Regions from separate parts of the Mus musculus genome. Here region 2 is linked to region 1. Evidence: chromatin loops called from intact Hi-C (ENCODE). Cell type or tissue: heart. All regions are shown on one strand. Each heading gives the region's core, and the rest is flanking DNA. Links, peaks and the distances in the headings are about the cores only.

Region 1 (5,369 bases), core at 1-5,000:
CTAACACAGTCTACAGTTTTCTAAGTAGACATTATAAGGCAGAAACCTTTGTAGTGTTTCTCAAAAGTTTGTCACCCAGAACCCCGGAGCTCTTGTCTCTAGCTGCATATGTATCAAAAGATGGCCTAGTCGGCCATCACTGGAAAGAGAGGCCCATTGGACACGCAAACTTTATATGTCCCAGTACAGGGGAACGCCAGGGCCAAAAAGTGGGAGTGGGTGGGTAGGGGGGTGAGGGGGGAGGGCATGGGGGACTTTTGGGCTAGTATTGGAAATGTAAATGAGGAAAATACCTAATAAAAATATTAAAAAAAAGTTAGCCACCTTATTTTACACATCTTGCGAGTGTAGCTTGCAAGTGTTTGGGGTTTGTTTGCTTTGGTTTGGTTTTCAAAGCAGGATTTCTTTGTGTAGCTCTAGTTATCCATGACTCTGCTCTCAAGAGTAGCAAACAAAACAAAACCCCATTTAGAGTAAGGCTGACTTATGTTGGGAGTTCAGAAATTGCTACCATCATAAGTATAGCTCTTGGGTATTATTGATACCTTGAACTAAGGGAGACTTGAAGATTGGAAGCAAACTCTCCTGCTGTCTTCCTATCTCTTACCCCACATTTTCCTCTGAAAGTCGTCCTAAAGACAAGAGTCCCCTTTCCTCATGGATGATAAAAGAAACCTAACACCTAGAAAGGCCACTCTTAGAAAATCCTCTTTCTAGAGGGGCTCTGTCCCTCTAACAGGGCAGAAGGAATGCTGCACAGAAGAGTTAAGAATAGGGAGACTGGCAGGCAGCACTTGAGAGGCAGAGAGGCAAATCCCTGAGTTCAAGGCGCCTACAGCGCCAAGTCCAAGATAACTAGAGCTACACAGAGAAACCCTGTTTAGAAAAACCAAAACCAAACAAGCAAGCACACCTCAAATCTAGGACTTGCTAGTTTCCTCCATTTCAGTCTACCACCATTAGATCGTGCCCTTTTGTCCTAACACTCTCCCACCCACTGCCTACTCCTAAGACAAAAAGGTTTCCCTGGGACTCGGGGTCTTCGTTTATGAAAGCTCCACACCACATAAAATTTGGCTTACACAAGTCTATTTTGTTCTCTCGTGTAGCCAACCCAAAGCTTTAAGAGCAGGCATGGATCATGACCTTACCATGAGTGGGGAAAAGCCATCACACCCGACAAAGTGGGACAACTTTATGAGTTGAATTTTCCACAGTGAAACCAACAATAAAGGATAGCTACTCTTTTCTACTTAAAAAGACAGTAAATGACTTTTTGAAACTTTCCTACAACCAAAAATGAAGTTGACAACCAAGAAACTCAGTTCAGTCAGCAACAGGCCTCATTCAAACTGATTTTGTAGTGAATTTTTCTTTAGACAATGTTTTTTTAGGTTATAGCTTACTTGCTTGGGAAGAAAATAGATGTGTAACACAAAAATAGCCCTTGATGGTGTGTTCAATAACTTGATGTTATTATCTCATGGATGTGTGAGTAGGTATGTATACATACATAATTATATTGTATAACATATTATAATGTGTATAATGTGACAAGGTTTTTGAAAGTCTAGAGTTTAATCATGTTGATCTCTAATATGCTTTATAAAATGTGCTGTGAAGCTGTTAGTTAATTGTAAAATCCATATATCGCAAAGCAGCTCTAATATTTGAAAGCCTGTAGCAGCCACGGACATATCTAATTTAAAAAAAAGACTGCAGCAAACAATTTTATATTTAAGAAAAAAAGTCGAAATAATCTGATTTCCTGTATTTCTAGTTTGACTACAATACAACAAGCAAACTCAAAAGACAACAGATAATGCAGATGGTTGTCTGGCAAGTCCTAAGTGTGGAGCCAAATAGAAGAAAGTGAGAAGTCTAAAGACTCTAACAATTACAAGACAGAAAGAGGTTATTGGAACAGGGTGAGCTTTAATTACAGACTCAAAAGGATTGTCACCAGGACAGAGTTAACTAAAAACACTGGCTTCCCTTTTCTTTGACGTTGCAACAGTTTAAATTTTCAGTTCATAAAACTGTTGGGAATTATCTTTCCAACTGTCTCTTAGCATGTTAACAATTCGAAGGCAATGCTACAATCAGGTAGATCAAAAGGAAAATTAGCGTGTGAGCTAGGGGTGCTGTATACAGATTAAAGAGAGATGACTCCGTTTGTCAGTGGAGATGAGCCAAGTCAAGAGAGGAGCTGAACAGCGGTGGGGCACCAGGGACACAAACTAGGGAAGCAAGCGCTTAACCCCACTGGAAGACCCATCAACAGGAGGCAGCTGATGGAGCGGCCTACGGATTCGCACACGGTGTGTTTGCAAGCAGCCCGCCCTCCCGTCCTACTTTACCCTGGGCCGAAGCCACCAGTCGTCACCTGGAATGGGAGTTCCGGAGTGACTCGATCAGCCGCTGCTTCTGCTGCTGGAGACTGGTGAGGCCGGCAGGGGACCCAGCCGCGGAGGATGACGCGCTCTTCGCCAGGGGAAAGAGCCAGCTCATCCTCCTCGGGTCCCCGGGCCCGAGGCCCTACAAGGTTCTGGCCTGCTGCTCCTCGCTTAGCCCAGTGCTTCCCGGGCGATCGAGCACGGCCCGGACGGGGTGCCCAGGGGCCGCGCCGTCTCCCACACGCCGCGCTCGTGAGTCCCTGGCCCCGGGGGTCCGAGCTACCACTGCGGGCGGCTGGAGAAGGGCGACTCGTCGGCTGGACGGAACCCCGGTGTGCTCCGGGCCACCACCACCCCGGGGTCAGTTAGCTAGGCCTGGTCGCCTTGCCGGCTCAGCTGCTCCAACGCCGGGGCGTTCGTCACCTGCCCGCCCCGCCTCCTGAGGGAGGGCCCCGCCCACCCGGCGCCCGGCGTCATCAGGCCGCGCCCTCGGCGGGACGTGCGAGGAGCGACGTCGCCGCGCTGGGCCGAGCGCCGCTCCAGCTCCCCTTTCCCCCTTTCGCAGGGCGAGAGGCGTCTATGGGGCTCCCGCCGCCGCCGCCGGTACCGCCACCGCCACCGCCGCCGCCGGGTGCTAGCTCTATGGCGAGGAGGAGGAGGAGGAGCGCGAGCTCAGAGACCCAAGTAGATCCGGCGGGGGCCCGGGCGTGCTGGGGCGCCTTGGGAAAAGGGGCTGGGAGTGGGGAGCCCGAGATTGGCGCGCGCGATGGCGCCCGCCTAAGCGTGGCTGTGTGGGACGGAACTGGCGGAGGCGGGGAGCCCGGGGGGACGGCGGTGCTAACGGGCGGGGGGCGGGTGGGGGCTGTCAGGGGCGCGGCGCGCAGTGATGACGCCACCGCTTTGTACCTGGGACTTCGTTGTGGGAAGGAAATTGCGAGTGGAGGGCGGTGGCCTACTTGGGGCCCCGGTGGCTTTCGTCCTCGGCAGTGGTTTTTGGGGGTAGTCGGTCTGGCTCTAGGCCATGCGAATAGGCACCCTGCTCCTGGCCGGCGGCCAGCCGAGCGACTTATCCTTGACATGAAGGCGGCCGTGCTCTCTCCACGTTGCTCGCCCACGGAGGACGCGCGACCTCAGGGATGAGAAGGCCTTGGCTGCCCCTTGGAGGGACCCCTGAGACCGCAGTAGAGAAGAGCGGGTGGAGGAAAGCAGGGTTAAAGTACAGTGTGTCGGTAGAGCGCGTGTAGGGACCGGTGTGAGGACGGAGGGGAGGAAGAAAGAAGGCGTGCCCTGCATCACCTTTTGTTTTCTCCAGCGTACATTTAGGAGTTTGGGACACCAGGCCACCCTCTTTTAACTCGCTGGTTTTGTCGGGGGTTATTGTGTGTTTGGTCCCTGTCCGTCTGATTAATTATCTTACCATTGTATACCGTGAACCTTGTGTGGATGGCAGAGACGTGAGGTCTCTCTTGGGTTGCCAGTTTTTGAAATTAGAAATTTTTAAATGTACACATTTCATTGCCTGCCTGCCTACCTGCTTGCTTGCTTTCTTTCTTTCTTTCTTTCTTTCTCCCTCCCGCTATATTTGTTTCTGAGATTGCCTAATGGCTTTTCAAAACATTTTTAAGAAAAATGTTTCCTCTGCTCTGCTTTGAATGAGTAAGATTTTTAAATGTTTTGTTAGAAGAATAAAAGCAAGCATTCTGTTATGAAACGTTTGATTTTGTTGATTTTTTTTTTTTTTTTTGGCTTGAAATGGTTCAAAGTTTTGTGTGGAGTGAATTGAACTCGGAGCAAATCTTAATTAGTGAAATTTATATTCAGTTGGGAAATCGGCGGTGTGGTGCTTTTATCCTCTAAATATTAGCTGTATACCTTGAGAAAAGGAACTGTCTAAAACTTGATTTTGTTATGAGTCATGAACTTTGTATAAATAAGGTTTATACCAGCCCAGTTTTATAATTCACATTCATGATATTGGTGTTTTTTTATTTCAACAGGTGCATAAGTAAAGGGTAAAGTATTTTTATGACACAAATCTTCAATCAAGTATAACATTTTGATGCTCCACATCTAGACTCCTTGTGCTGTCACTATGCCAGCAGCAACCGTAGATCATAGCCAAAGAATTTGTGAAGTTTGGGCTTGTAACCTGGATGAAGAGATGAAGAAAATCCGTCAAGTTATCCGAAAATATAATTATGTTGCTATGGTATGGACATGACTAAAGCTTTTTAAAATGCCTTTTGTAAGGGTGAAGTGGGAAGTGTGTGAGTGAATAAGTACGTGTGTGTGTGTGTGTGTGTGTGTGTGTGTGTGTGTGTGTGTGTGTGTGTGTGTGTTTGGGGGGAGGGGTGCACTGACACGGGTCTTTTGGTGGCCTGAGACTTCCTGATTAAGCTACATTGACTGGCCAGGAAGCCCCAGGGATCCACCTGCCTCTGCTTTCCAAACATGTAAATTGCCAGCACATGGGCCATGCACCTTTTAAGCATAGATTCTTGAGTTTGAACTCCTTCTGGTCCACATGCTTGCATGCCAAGTGCTTTTACCAGATGAACTGTCCCCCTAAGCCCTGGAGTGGGCTGTTAAAACCATCAGGTAAAGCTGGGCGTGGTGGTGCACGCCTTTAATCCCAGCACCTGGGAGGCTGAGGCAGGTGGATTTCTGAGTTCGAGGCCAGCCTGGTCTACAGAGTGAGTTCCAGGACAGCCAGGGCTATACAGAGAAACCCTGTCTCAAAAAACCAAAACAAAAACCAAAAACCATCAGTTAAACCCTTCTCATTGATAGCTAAGGATTAATTTAATCATGAAAAAAGTGGACTATTTCTTTCATCGAAGGCTATCAGAAACAAAACTATTTTGACAAGTTGAGTTTTTACTGCTTGCATTAATCGGCAAGGGATTAGGAGTCAGGGACATTTGAGTGTAAGTGGCAGACATGCTTTAGGATTTAGTCTTGCTTCACCTGGGT
Region 2 (5,374 bases), core at 303-5,302, 88 kb after region 1:
CAACCAAGCTCAGGCATCAGGCAGTGAGTGCAAGGCTTTTGGAGAACACCACTGAAAATCAAACTCACCTTCCTGAACTTTGCTTCCTCGTCTTTAGGATCTAGATGCTTTGTTTCTAACAGCTTGGTGTGGGTATAGTTCTGCACCCATTGATTTGTTTGTGGTGGTCTGTTTTCTGATTGTTTCTTACTGGGGCACGGTTGGTCACCATAGGTGGGTAGTGACAAGGAGTGGCAGGATGCTTTATCAGGTAAATATCAGTAAGAGGCCATGGCCCCGAGGAACTTGCCCTTCTAAGTCCAATGGTCACTTATGAAAAGGGTGACTTGGATACCACAGATAGCTTACTTTAAAATGATGGAAATATACATAAAGTATGGCTCAGGGGCTGGGGAGATGGCTCAGCAGTGGGTAAAGCGTTCACTATGCAAGCACGAGGTCCTGAGTTCAGACTCTCTCTGAGCCACAGAGCCATCTAAAAGCTGGATGAGTACAGGCCTGTGATCCTAGCTCTAGTCAGTGGAGACAGGTCCACCCTGGGGCTTGCTGGCCTGCCAGGCTAGTGGAAAAAGGTAAGCTCCAGTTTCAGTAAGAGAATGTGTCTCAGAAGGGAAATTGGAGAATTATTGAGGAAGATACCCAATACTGACTTTTGGCTCACCAGCATGGGATAGTGAATCTGCTCACACATGCACATAAGCAAAGACTACACACACACACACACACACACACACACACACACACACACACACACAGCACACTATGGTTCAGGTATAGTAACCATTCTCTATGCAGTTCCTTAGTCATCTGTCTACTTAGTAAAATAAAACCCCCTATGGAGCATCTGCTACTTGTGATGGAGGGAACCCTCTGTGCCTTCAAATGCTTCCTTTTGACGGACATGAGCTATTATGCCAGGCTAAGCTTCTTAGCTTAATGTGATAATAAAGAACAAGCTGGCTATTTTGACAGTGAAGGCCTTCTAGGGCATTCCTCTTTTGCAACAAATGATGTTATTATTTCCCAGAGATGAAGGAATCAAACAGTACAAAGTTTCCCAATAGTTACATAACATATACAGTATATATCAGTAAGCAACCTATTTACAGATTAACTGTTAATACAGAAACTTTAATTTCTTTCTTTAACGCTCTTCCTGTACATTGTACATGACTACTTATTACATATTCTTATGCATTGTCAGGAAGATGTCAGTATAGACCACTTTTAAAAATCTTTAAATCAAAAATTAGAATTTTCACCTAATTGGGATTAAAATGTTGTTTCTGAATCTAGTCGACAAGGTAATAATAGCAAATTTTAAAACTATATGAAATGGGAAGATAGGTTCAATTATCTTGAAAGTGATGTCAAAATTATTTTGGTGTTATCATCTTGACACCATTTCTCATAGGACCGACATTTGGAGCTGAGATGGCTTCAGAGAAGGTTTTGCACTTCATGCACGAAGCTTTGAAACTACTCAAGTTGCAAAGCTTTAAGGAAACAGACCCTATTTCCTCCTTGTCCCACCCTAGGCTAGTACTTGGTTAGGGCAAAGGTTAGTAAGTTCAGTGGGTAAACATCAGACAAAATATTCACGTATCCCTGGCAGAAGAGTCATCCCCTGTGTGAACATTTCTTCCTGATAACACACATCAGCTTTCACGGAACCTCCTAAGGCAGAAAGTTTACATTAAGCTTCATAACTGTATTCCCTGCTTATGAATAATCAACCTTAAAAAAACAAATCTTCAGTGCTGAAAGTGCCCCACCCACCAATTCAGGAGCTTTATCTTGGACTGGGGCACTTGGTTCTCTGGATGCTATGCACTTCAGATGATGGTTTTCCTGCCCCGCTCTCTATTTTCCCAGCATCTAAACTATAGTCTTCTATATTTCTCACAGGTCTTCGAAAGATACTTTCTAGTGGCTCGCCCTTCCTGCCTCCTTTTGAATTAGAAAGTGGCTAATTATCAACCCTCAAACCACACAGGCGGTTACAACGCTCGTGAGTACTGTTATCATTTTTTAAAAAGTGGGTCTATGGCCATCAGAAAAGAAGCTGGCTCTGCCATCCGAGCGAGGTTAAGGCCAGTGTTTCCCCATCGCATATCTGGCGCAGCTCTGATTCTTGGCCCAGCCTTCAGGGCAGCTTCTCCGGCCTCCAGGGCAGCTTCCCAGCCTCAGTGACCACAGTGGTCCCCTGTTCTGTCCTGCTCGGTGAGAGGGTGTGGCTGGGGTGGCAGTGGTGAGTAAAAGGCAGAAGGGGGTACTCCTGGCCGTGCGTCCTGGGGTGGAGGTGACCCAGTAACCCAAAAGCGGCAAGGGGAGACCAAGGGAGTGACAGAGTGCAGGAGGTCTCCAGGAGGCCGGCTGACCTCCGCTTGGGGTGGTGGTGGTGGGGAGAGAGGTTTGGGGCGGCAGGCAAGCAGGTATTGGGAAGCGCCCAGGGCGCGCGGCGGGGTGGGGAGAACCCAGCGGATGCACAGAGTGGAAGCAATCGCAGAGCGGGGCTGTAGTCCCGGGACCGCGAGGGGACAGCGTGTGGGGTTCGGGACGCGGGCACCCACTCACCTATGCACAGCTGGATGGCGTAGGCGTAGTAGGACCAGCCCAGCAGCAAGCTGATGAACACCACCGGGATCCAGTAGAGCACCCGCCGGCACCGCCGCCTCACGCCGCCCGAGCCCGAGGGCGCCATCTTCCAGCCGCAGACACCTGCCCAGCTCTGCCGCCGCCGCCGCCCGTGGGCCTGGCTCGGGGCCGGGCTCGGGGCTCCCGGAGCACCCGACGGGACAGGCCCGGGGGCGGCGGCTGGCTGTGCTGCGGCCACCGCGGCCGCCGTGGCGCTAGCTCCCCATCCCGCGGCAGCGAGCGGGCGCCGCGGACTCCCGCTGCTCTGCCGGGCTGAGGCGGCGGCTCAGAGTAGGAGGACGAAGGCGACGAGGCGGCGGGAAGCTCCGCTCCGCCCCCGCCTGGTCCCCGCCCGGTCCCCGCCTCGCTGCCTCCCACTGCGCGGCGGGCTGCGCCCTCGGGCGGGTGCAGGGATCCGGACGCGGACTCCCACGGCGCCCTCGGACTCTCGGCTACCCGTGCGCCCTTGCCCTGGGCCACCGCAGGGGCGCTCGAGGTGGCGACCCGGTGCCCACCTTGGCCCTCCCGCCCCTGCACTTGGCCCTGGATCGCGGGACTGTGATGAGAATTGACACTCGCTTTGGGTCACCCTCCCCAGCCGCAAGCCACTCCCAGGGCGCGGATCGGAGGGGGACGAGCTGCAAGGTGTCGCTTGTAGGAGGACGAGCGTCAGCCCCTCTTCGCCCCGCCCCCGGGACCAGCCAGTTGCTATCCCACTCCTCACCGGCCAGGCCCAGGGAGGATTGCGCCAAGTCCTTAGGCGCCCAGGCCCTCACCCTTGCATCTGTCAGGAAAATTCTCGCTTTAACTTGTGGGTGCCAGTAAACTGGCTGAGAGTAGCCAAAGTGCGGTCAGTTTCCAGAACAGACCAGCGAAATGATGGTGTTTGGGCATGAGAACGCCTACCTAGGTGCCCAGATCGCCATGAAGAGGGTTGCCAGAGGCCCTAGCCAGAGGGAGCAAGTTGAATTTTACGTTGTGAATCCATTGACAGTAACTAGAGTTAGGGCTGGCAGATCTTTGCTGAGAGAAGATTCTCTCTTTTTGTGTTAAACTGTCTTGTGATTCTAAGAGTAAAGTTTACCGTCCCCATCTCCCAAGAGCCAAGCGATTCCTTCTCTGCGTTCTTTCCCATCCTATCCAGCCTGACAGTGATTTTGGTTGTGATAGCGATTCTAAATTTAGCATATAGTAGAGTTTAAAGCGGTTGTCAAAACCACTGGAACGTGATTCTAATGGTAGTTAGAACAAACATCCCACAGTTAATTGTTGGTGAATGGGAAAGGAACGTGTTTCTGAGATTACTCCTCCCATTATATAAACAATTAGTATGTGTAACAGGTACCAGATATCATTAATGAATACTATATTTACTCCACACAACCAGATTGGGTAGAATTACTTGATAAACGTGATAAGAATGCTGAAGTATAGAAACCCAGCTCCAATTATGTCCTCCTGGCTTTTCAATTATCTTCCCAAGACTGGATTAAATATCAAGCCAATGTTCCTGAAACAGCTACTGCATCAACGCAGAAACAACCTCGCTCACCGGCACCCCCAGAGCTCCCTGGGACTAAACCACCAATCAGAGAAAACAGGAGGTGGGACTCATGCGTATATAGCAGAGGATGGCCTATTCGGTCATCAATGGGAGGAGAGGCCCTTAGTCCTGTGAAGGTTCTATGCCCCAGTATAGGGGATTGCCAGGGCCAGGAAGCGGAAATGAGTGGGTTGGGGAGCAAGGGGAGGGAATAGGGCATTTTCGGAGGGGAAACTAAGAAAGGGGATAGCATTTGAAATGTAAATGAAGAAAATATCTAATAAAAAATAAAAAAGAATTTGAAAAAAAAAGTACATAGGAAATAGTAGTCAGACTCATGATGGACTTTAAGTCACTGAAATGTTCTTAGCCTGTGAGTCACTTTATTTTGCTGTGATGTTTTATTCTGTTTGGATACTCTCTAGGGCAGATTAAAATGAAAACAGAATTTCCCCTGCTATCCTTAGCTCCTCCCCTAGAAATCAGCTTCACATCTTAACCAGATTAGAATAAGGAATCGAGGGGGTAGCTCCCCTGTCCACGTGTTTAGCATGTTTGAGACCGTGGATTCAATATCCTCTACCAACTTCCAATTCATAAAATAATGAGACCAAAGGGGGGGGGCAGCTTGTGATTCCCATATCAGAACCAAGATACCTCGTAAAGATGAGCTAGCTGCTGGTGAAGATGAATGGACATTACTGAAGACTCAAAGGAGGTCGACCCCACCCTCAATCCTGGGAGTGCCACTGTGCCCTTCAGATACCCACTGACACCTGTACCATCCTCCATAGTCCTTCAGGGCTTGAGGTCAGCCAGGAGGAGCAAACATCCTACTCAGCTTTCAATATAAGCTGTATGCAGGTTTAACACCTTTATAGGCCAGATTTTTATTACTTTATCATCACGCTTTATTACTAGAACACCCATTGTTCACACTTACGATATTTGTGAAGGATTTTCAACTCTTTGCCGCACTAACGGTACTGTTAACTGAGTTGCTGACTGCTCACTGTCATCTCCGAAACTGTCTAGCGCAGGAAGGCAGGAAGAATCATGTCTGAAGCCACACGATGATGGGATTTATCTCAGCCTGGCCTCTAATTGGACAGGCGCAAACCCGCATAGCTGAATGCAAGCTCTTTGGTCAGTGAGCCCGTGCTAGACACCACACTCTCGTGAGCCTGGAAGGAT

Evidence for each region. Hi-C counts contacts between places; a loop is a spot of excess contacts. Peaks named below come from ENCODE experiments on the same cell type or tissue, not always from the same donor. Only the 100,000 strongest peaks of a DNase experiment are listed, where the experiment ranks them.
Region 2: it touches region 1 in a loop (2.4-fold over the local background); 1 of 42 quality-filtered maps calls a loop at or near these places.

The regions. Positions count from the first base shown.
Region 1 is chr8:40,509,251-40,514,619 of GRCm38, reverse strand. Cnot7 (CCR4-NOT transcription complex, subunit 7) reads left to right here and starts at 2,866. Exons shown (of 7, transcript NM_011135.5): 1 at 2,866-3,080; 2 at 4,394-4,605. The coding sequence starts at 4,489. It overlaps Vps37a (vacuolar protein sorting 37A), which reads right to left and starts at 2,837. Exons shown (of 12, transcript NM_033560.3): 1 at 2,387-2,837. The coding sequence starts at 2,511. In heart, for the core only: a CTCF peak has its summit at 2,456; DNase peaks (open chromatin) are centred at 2,929 and 3,199; H3K4me3 peaks cover 2,751 bases; H3K27ac peaks cover 2,646 bases.
Region 2 is chr8:40,421,373-40,426,746 of GRCm38, reverse strand. Zdhhc2 (zinc finger, DHHC domain containing 2) reads right to left here and starts at 2,932. Exons shown (of 13, transcript NM_178395.4): 1 at 2,578-2,932. The coding sequence starts at 2,704. In heart, for the core only: a CTCF peak has its summit at 3,072; DNase peaks (open chromatin) are centred at 3,106 and 3,236; H3K4me3 peaks cover 2,268 bases; H3K27ac peaks cover 1,697 bases; H3K27me3 peaks cover 664 bases.